Linked DNA regions of Homo sapiens: region 1 is linked to region 2. A link is an interaction called in ENCODE POLR2A ChIA-PET data of the cell type or tissue named here. Cell type or tissue: CD4-positive, alpha-beta T cell. All regions are shown on one strand. Links, peaks and the distances in the headings refer to the core of each region. The heading gives the core; the rest is flanking DNA.

Region 1 (4,381 bases), core at 310-4,309, 96 kb after region 2:
ATAGATTCACAGTAAGTGGTCAAAAAGAAAAAAAAAAGTACAGAAAACTCTTGTGTAGCATTCACCCAGTATCCCCTAAGACTTCCATAACTGTGGCTCAGCATCAATGCCAGAAAATGAACACTGGCTGTTTTTCAAAGGTATTTTTCTTGGTTATTGTCAATCTTCACTTTGAACTGTGTGCTCTTTATTTTGTGCCTACTATTGTGCCCACCAAAAAATTAGATGCATGCTTTAACACACGACGCCTGTGATCTTTGAGAATAAAAAATTTGACTCCATGTAGATAAATCTAGACCTGACTTGTTCTTTTTCATTTTATTTTATTTTATTTTAGTTTATTTGAGACGGAGTCTTGCTCTTGTCGCCCAGCTTGGAGTGCAGTGACGTGATCTCGGCTCACTGCAACCTCCGCCTCCCGGGTTCAAATGATTCTCCTGCCTCAGCTTACCAAATATCTGGGATTGCAGGTGCATGCAGCCAAGCCCAGCTAATTTTCGTATTTTTAGTGGAGACGGAGTTTTACCATGTTGGCTAGGTTGGTCTCATTCCCGACCTCAAATGATCTGCCCGCCTAGGCCTCCCAAAGTGCTGGGATTACAGGCATGAGCCACCCTGCCCAGCTTGACTTGTTCTTTTTTGTTTGTTTGTTTGTTTTTGAGACGAAGTCTTGCTCTGTCACCAGGCTGGAGTGCAGTGGCCCCATCTCAGCTCACTGCAACCACCACCTCCGGATTCAAGCGATTCCCCTGCTTCAGCCTCCCGAGTAGCTGAGACTACAGGCATGCACCACCATGCCTGGCTAATTTTTTGTATTTTTAGTAGAGATGGGGGTTTCACCATGTTGGGCAGGCTGGTCTTGAACTCCTGACCTCGTGATCCGCCCGCCTCGGCCTCCCAAAGTGCTGGGATTACAGGCGTGAGCTACCGCGCCCGGCCGACTTGTTCTTTTTTAAAGAATTAAAATATGGTCTGGGTCTTTTACTTTGGAAGAGGGGTGTTAACTTCAGAACTGTCCTAGGTTCAGTTCAGATCCCCGCGAGGGAAGGGGATTAAAGAGAGAAGGAAGTTGAGCCTCTGAGCCCATTGCGCCCCGGAATCTGGGAGGCGGCGTGACCAGGTGCCCGGGTTCCATCCGCTGGGGCTGGGCAGCCCCCCTGCCCCCGCCCAGTACAGAGGCTCCTGCCGGGGGAGGCGTCCATCGCGTTCGCTTACTTCTCTAGACCAACAAGCGAGGGACGCGGAGACTGAGTTGGCTGCGGCCACCGGGTCCCCGGACACCGTCTTCATTCACTCCCACCCTCAGTCAAGCACCTGTACCCGCAGTCCTTTCCTAAAAGAAGAAAAACGGCCGGTCGCGCGCTGTCCAGAGTACTCAGTCCTGGATCCAGGAGGTGGCTGGCGGTGAGCTGATTTCCGGGTTCTTAAACCCGGGCCCGGGGCCCAAGGCCCCGCCTGGTGGGGTCTCATCCTGCAGTTTGAGAAACCGAAGAAGGTAGGAGAGGGAGGAAGCGCCGGCTTTGCCTGTGAAAGATTCTTTCATTCGCTCCATTCTTGTTCTTGCGCGCTGGATTTACCAGGCTAACAAACAACAGCTGATCACGGCAGGCTGGGCTCCTCTGGGACTCGCACCGGGGCCTCTCGCACCCAAAGCGAGAATCATACCTCTAGACCAACAGGCCTCGGTGGCGGGAAGCACCATCTTTGCTCCTCCACTCCCTCACCCCCCTCCCGCCCCGCGCCTTATCTTTCTGGAACCCAAGACTTCGTATTCTCCGCTCTCCATAAACGTCGATGCCAGCTCTAGGAGCGTGGCCGGGAGCCCACGATCGCGGCAGCGAGAAGCCCAACCAGAGGGGAGGAGGGAGTCCCCGGAGTGGGACAGCGCTCAGGTCTGGGGTGGGGTTGATCTAGGGCAAAATAGGGCGGGCGGCCTGTGGCGATGGGCAGGACCCTCTCGCCCACCACACGCGGAACTCGCTGGATCCTCTCCACATCCAGGCCGCGTCCACTGGCTTTCCAACCTGCTCAGGTCCTTAAAGAAGGATTCAAAAGGTGTTGCGGTATTGGCCCAACAGGATTTGACCCTGAGGCCCACTCTCACCCTAATCATAACCGCAAAACCACAGCGCCTGGAGAGAGAGTGAGAGAGAAACAGAAACGGAGCGAGTGTGTGTCGCTGTGATGCCCTTTGCCGTCGCTGCTCATCCCCAGTGACCTCCTGGAACTTTTTCAGCTCTTGCTGACAGAGGAAGACACGGGGGCAGAGCTAACGTCTGAGTCAGGGCAGAGGCGCTGGGCTCCATCCGAGGGAGGCTATGGGGGCGCCTCTGGGATGGAGCCAACCACCGGCGCAGTCGGATGAAAGGTGGGCTGGCCGCTCAGCCATCCTCCTAGGGCAAGGCCTTGGGTATGAGTCAGCAGCCCCAGGTGTGAGCGCAGACCCGGTAACCCCGGCGCAGGGGAAAATACAGCGGGGAGCCCCAGGCTGCAGGCCTGACCCTGAGCATCCCCTACCAAGCCCAGTGTGGATGGGCTCTGTCTCCAAGGGGCTGGTTCACCAGGGTCTCCCCGCAGCGACCCCAGAATTCTGCCAATCACTTGGGGACGGCGATGAGCTCTATCCACTTCGGAATCAGCCGATTTGTGCCGGATTGGTGGCAGGTGTCTGAAATGTCAGCGGAAATACACGCACGGGAGGCTCGTTGGTCTAGGGGTATGATTCTCGCTTCGGGTGCGAGAGGTCCCGGGTTCAAATCCCGGACGAGCCCTAGAAGTGGTTACTTTTCCCTTGTCATTTTAGAGAATATAGAGCTAGAAAATCGGGGACCGAGCCTGAAGCCTCAACTACCAGTCGCGTTGCTCCGCTTCAGGTCGGTCCAGGTCTGTGCCTCAGCTACAAGGGACAAGGATGCTCCTGAGGCTGGCCTGGTCGGCACTTGCCTCAGCCTCGAGGGAGTCCCGCGCCCTTCTCCTTCCCAACCCCAGACCAGAGAAGCTGTACCCTCTGCAGCCCGGGTCGCTCAGCTCCACATGGGCTCCGGGTATGGTGGAGGCCGGTGGTTGGGTTCTGAGTGATCGAGTAGTGTGCACGGTCTGGGCGGGCCCTGGAGAGCTACTCGTTCCTCGACCTCCCCTCCCCGCCCTAGAAACCCACATCTCTGCAGGCCAAGGCGGAGTCACAGATGAAGCTCGTTGAGAGCAGGTCAAAGCTGCCTGACCCGATGGCCCCCTGCTGCGCTAGCCAGGAAGGTGCCCAGGAGCCACATATGGCTCTTAAACACTTGAAATATGGCTGGTCCCCTTGAGATGTGCTGCTGTGAGTACAAAATACACATCGGGATTTTGAAGACTTCGTACCAAAAAAATAAGATATCTCATTCTCTCATTACACATGGAAATTAGATTTCGTGTCTACAGTATTGAATAATATACACACATATGAAAAACATATGTTTTATATCTAAACATATATATTTTATATGTGTTTATATATTATATGTAGTATATATGTATCATATAATTATATTAATAATATGATTATATCATAATAATATAATTGTATTATATAATTATACTTTTCTTTGAGAAGGTGTCGCTCTGTTGCCAGGCTGGAGTGCATTGGCACCATCTCGGCTCACTGCAACCTGTGCCTCCAGGGTTCAAGAGATTCTCTTTCCTCAGCTTCTGAGTAGCTGGGAGTATAGGTGGGTGCCACCACGCCTGGCTAAATTTTTTTTTTTTGAGACGGACTCTCACTGTGTCTCCCAGGCTGGAGTGCAGCAGTGCGATCTTGGTTGGCTCACTGTAACCTCCGCCTCCTGGGTTCAAGTGATTCTCCTGCCTCAGCCTCCTGAGTAGCCGGGATTACAGGCGCCCGCCACCACACCTGGCTAATGTTTTGTACTTTTAGCAGAGACAGGGTTTCACCACATTGACCAGGCTGGTCTCAAACTTCTGACCTCGTGATCTGCCCACCTCGGCCTCCCAAAGTGCTGGGATTACAGGCGTGAGCCACCGCGCCCAGCTATTTTATTATTATTATTATTATTTGAGACAGAGTCCCTGTCACCCAGGCTGGAGTGCAATGGTGTGATCTTGGCTCACTGAAACCTCTGCCTCCCGGGTTCAAGTGATTCACGTGCCTCAGGCTCCCGAGTAGCTGGGACTACAGGGACTCAACAGCACTCCCGGCTAATTTTTTGTATTTTTAGTAGAGACAGGGTTTCACCATGTTGGCCAGGCTGGTCTCGAACTTCTGACCTCAGGTGATCCGCCAGCCTCGGCCTCCCAAAGTGCTGGGATTACACGTATGAGCCGCTGCTCCCGGCCTCGGACAGTTCTTTTAGGGGTAGAGGGAAAGATGACAGGACCAGGCTCC
Region 2 (4,381 bases), core at 321-4,320:
GTGTTCACACCACTGCACTGCGGCCTGGGTGACAAAGTGAGACCCTGTCACACACACAGAAAAAGAGAATGTGGGCTTCAAAGTTGAATTCAAGTAAGTCAGGGTTCTTCCACTTGTAATGAACAACTTCCTTAACCTCATTGTCTCAGGTTCCTCCCCTGAGAAATGCGAGGAGAACGGCGCCTGCTGGTGGCGGGGGCTTGCCGATGAAATGAGCCATTCACCCATGCCTCTCAGCACAGGGCCTGCCCTGGGCCGCATACTGTGCATTGTCAGCTGCTGTCGGAGCTGGGCTAGTGGCCGCCTTGAGAGCCAGCAGTCCACGGGGGTTGGCGAGCTTCTGGGAGGAAAGGGTGGAACGTGACTGTCAGGTACAGAGCTACAGAGAACCCCAGCATGAAGGAGTAGGTGGCAGGGGAGAAGGACTCAACAGAGATGGAGAAAGACTAAGCCCAAAGGTGATCAACAACAAGAGTGAAGGAGGAAGTGGTCAGCTGTGGCTGGGGCAAAACAAGCCCAGTAAGTTACATTGGCCTGTGTTTGGTCATCCAGGGACAAAGTGACCTTTTTAGTGCCGGTAGGCCCAGTGGGTTGGGGAAGAATTTAGGCGGCAGTGGGCTTAGGCATGAGAGGAGCGGAGGAAGAGAAGATTGAGTTGAGACCACTGGCTGGAGAACTTGACCAGGAAGGGAGGGCAGAGAGCGGCGTGGAGTCGGGGGAGGGAATAGGTCCAATGAGCGTCTTAGGATGAAGGAGTTGTGAGCACTCAGCACAGGATAAGCTGATACAAAGAAAGGGATGGAGGATGGATAGACTGACAGATGCATGCACAGAGGCAGGGTTGGATAGCATGACAGATGCATGCACAGAGGCAGGGATGGATAGATGGACAGAGGCATGCACAGAGAGAGGGATGGATAGATGGACAGATGCATGCACAGAGGCAGGGATGGATGGATGGACAGATGCATGCACAGAGGCAGGAATGGAGAGACAGATGAGTGCAAACAGGTAGGGATGGATGGACAGGTGCCTACACAGAGGCAGGGATGAATGGATAGATGGATGCACAGGGGCAGGGATGGATGGATGGACAGATGCATGCACAGAGGCAGGGATGTATGGACGGATGCATGGGCAGAGGCAAGGATGAATGGATGGATAGATGCATGCACAGAGGCAGGGATGGACAGACAGATGAATGCACAGAGGCAGGGATGTACAGAAGGATGCATGCACAGAGGCAGGGATGGACGGAGGGACAGATGCAGGCACAGAGGCAGGGATGGATGGACAGACAGATGCATACACAGAGGCAGGGATAGATGGACAGATACTGGCACAGAGGCAGGGATGGATGGACAGATGCAGGCACAGAGGCAGGGACAGACAGACAGATGCATGCACAGAGGCGTGTATGAATGGTTGGAAGGATGCATGCACAGAGGCAGTGATGGATGGGTGGGGAGATTGGATGGATAGATGCCGGTAGGTCGTTCTTGTCCTGGAGGAGGTGATCCAGGCTAAGTCCTCACACCGGGAGGGGCAGGAGGCGAGCATGGGGAGATACAGCTGTGTGTCCCAGTGCACTGGAAGTTACAGATGACATCGATGTCCTGTCCTGATGAAACAGGAAACACAATTGTCATTTGAAAGTTAGGGCTGAGGGCCGGGCGCGGTGGCTCACACCTGTAATCCCAGCATTTTGGGAGGCTGAGGCGGGGGGGTCACCTGAGGTCAGGAGTTCGAGACCAGCCTGGCCAACATGGTGAAATCCCGTCCCTACTAAAAATGCAAAAATTAGCTGGGTGTGTTGGTGGGGCGCCTGTAATCCCAGATACTCAGGAGGCTGAGGCAGGAGAATCACTTGAACCTGGGAGGCAGAGGTTGCAGTGAGCTGAGATCACGCCATTGCACTCCAGCCTGGGTGACAGAGGAAGACACCGTCTCAAAAAAAAAAAAAAAAAGAGACAGAAAAGAAAGTTGGGGGCCGGGGCTGGATGAAAGCTTGAGGGGCTGTGGGCCTGGCATGGGGCTGAGGGGAGTGTGCAGGAGCTGCCTGCCAAAGCCTGGGGCAAGGATGATAGGAGGTGCTGGGGCCCCTGTGGACTGCCCTCTGAGAATCTCGTGAGGCTGGGTCTGCACAGCTGTGGTTGTGTAACTTCCCCCAGATGCATGGTGTGACAAGGGTGCAGGAAGGGGTGCAGGGCCCGGAAGCTCAGTGTGGTTAAAGACATGCAAGGCAGGATAGAAGGTGAGAGATGAATGATATGGCCGTGATCAAAACACCAAACTTCAGTTTCTCAGAAAAAGGACTCAGAGCAACAAGAGAACCTACAGTCAACAAGGACATTCATCAGCGCACATGTGATTTGAGCAAGACCATTGAAGCCCCTGCTGAACGGCAGGCTGGCAGAGCCAGGGTACCTGGCCATCTACCTTGAAGTCTCTGTGCCTCAGTTTCCTCCTCTGTAAAATGGACATAGGGGACAGGTTTGGTGAGAAGTGAATGAAAACGTGTTTGCTACCCCTCTTAGGACTCATGTTTCATGCTTAGATGCTCAGCTAGTGGTTTTAGGGACCGAGAGAAATTTGCTTTTCAGTTCACCAGGTCGTTACCTATGAACCTGCCCTGAGCAGTGCTGACCTTAGTTAGAGATGGCCATGAAACTCATCCGCATGGGGTAATTGGGGCCTCCCTGTGGTGCTGCAGGGCTATGTCTCTGTCTTGGTCTCTTCAGGCCTCTCAGCAGCTGGAGCAGGAGCTGGCAGGCAGCTCACCGATGGATAAGGAGCTGGGCTTTGGCCAGGGCTGACATGGGAAGCGTCTCGGTCCTGCCGGTCCTGGCGCCTGAGCTGAATCCGGAGGGAAGAGGCTGCTGTGGTGGGAACAGGCTGGGAGCCAGGCCTGGCGCTGGGGCCGGCAGGCTGTGTTCTGAGAGTGCCTGCTAGAGGAGCTCTGTGTTCCCAAGGAGATGGAGGAAGACCTGGGGTGGGGGTGGTACAGGGTAGGGAGAGGAGGGGCAGAGGCTGTGGACAGGGAGATGGGGGAGGGGGGATGGAGGACTCAAGGGATGTAAGGGATATGGCTTGAGGAGGGATGGGGGCAGGAATGAGGGAAGGTCTTGGGTCAAGGACATGGACCTACATCCCCAGCAGATGGGGGAGATGGGCGGGGGTTGCTGACCATAGACTGGAGCTGGGAGGAGGGTACGCTGCCAGGGCTGGGGCTGCCAGCAGAGAATGGCACGCACCTTATAGGCTCCTGCCCCTGCCCCACTGCCCCCTCAAGTTCAAGTTTCTTTTTCTTTTCTTTCTTTTTTTGAGACGGGGCCTTGTTCTGTTGTCCAGGCTGGAGTTCAGTGACATGGTCATGCGTCACTGCAGCCTCGACCTCCCCAGCTCAAGCAAGCCTCCTGCCTCCCTGCCTCAGCTTGGAACCTGAGTAGCTGGGACCACAGGCGTGCACCACCATTCCTGGCTATTTTTTAATTTTTTTGTAGAGAAGGGGGTTCTCCTTATGTTGCCCAGGCTGGTCTTGAGCTCCTGGGCTCAAGTGAAACTCCTACCTGAGCCTCCCAAAGTGCTAGGATTACAGGAGTGAGCCACCACACCCAGCTCCTTCCCCTCAAACTTCTGTGCAAAAAGTGCTCCCTTCCCAGAGGAGGGTCCCCATCTGTGTGTAAGGTGGCCCCTTCCTCTATGTGTTCTCTGGGTCGCTTCAGCCCTGTGGCCCAGTGTCCAGCACAGCCATGCTGAGTGGGTGACTGGAGAAAGGGATCGTGGAGGATTGGGGCAGGGGGGTGCTGGGCAGAGGCGGCTGGGGTCACCTCTGGAAGGTGTCCTGCTGTTCCTGTTGGCTGCAGCTGCACTTGCAGGGCCTTCCTGTGCCCCCCTTTCCTGGTGCAGGGGCACCCTCTGCTTGCTGAGACCAGCTCGGTCAGGGAGATCTTAAACCAGGGGCGCTAGAGGAATTAAAGACACACACACAGAAATTCAGAGGTGCGAAGTGGGAAATCAGGGGTCTGACAGCCTTCAGAGCTGAGAGCCCCAACAGAGGTTTACCCACATATTTATTAATAGTAAGTCAGTCATTAGCATTGTTTCTATAGATAATAGATTAACTAAAAGTATCCCTTATGGGAAATGAAGGGATGGGCCGAAGTAAAGTGGTGGGTCTGGTTAGTTATCTGCAGCAGGAGTGTGTCTTTAAGGCACAGATCACTCAGGCTATTGTTTGTGGTTTAAGAACGCCTTTAAGCGGTTTTCCGCCCTGGGTGGGCCAGGTGTCCCTTGCCCTCATTCCGGTAAACCCACAACCTTCCAGCGTGGGCGTCACGGCCATCATGAACGTGTCACAGTGCTGCAGATTTTGTTTATA

What was found. Peaks named below come from ENCODE experiments on the same cell type or tissue, not always from the same donor. Only the 100,000 strongest peaks of a DNase experiment are listed, where the experiment ranks them.
Region 1: POLR2A ChIA-PET joins it to region 2 with 9 read pairs; 8 of 35 experiments call an interaction of 5 or more read pairs at or near these places.

What each region holds. Positions count from the first base shown.
Region 1 is chr16:3,169,349-3,173,729 of GRCh38, forward strand. TRP-CGG1-2 (tRNA-Pro (anticodon CGG) 1-2) reads left to right here and starts at 2,700; the gene lies at 2,700-2,771. It also overlaps the pseudogene TRP-TGG4-1. RefSeq lists enhancers at 2,086-2,235, 2,132-2,872, 2,546-2,615, 2,636-2,685, 2,873-3,612. In CD4-positive, alpha-beta T cell, for the core only: no CTCF peak of the experiment used is centred there; DNase peaks (open chromatin) are centred at 1,739 and 2,353; H3K4me3 peaks cover 2,074 bases; H3K27me3 peaks cover 2,556 bases.
Region 2 is chr16:3,072,916-3,077,296 of GRCh38, forward strand. It overlaps the pseudogene LOC107984896. Among named protein-coding and RNA genes, the nearest start is that of IL32, 9.5 kb to the left of the region's middle. RefSeq lists silencers at 1,603-1,786, 4,174-4,333 and enhancers at 1,967-2,086, 2,157-2,246, 2,367-2,416, 3,764-3,813. In CD4-positive, alpha-beta T cell, for the core only: no CTCF peak of the experiment used is centred there; DNase peaks (open chromatin) are centred at 1,537, 2,186, 2,686 and 4,316; H3K4me3 peaks cover 3,177 bases; H3K27ac peaks cover 2,977 bases.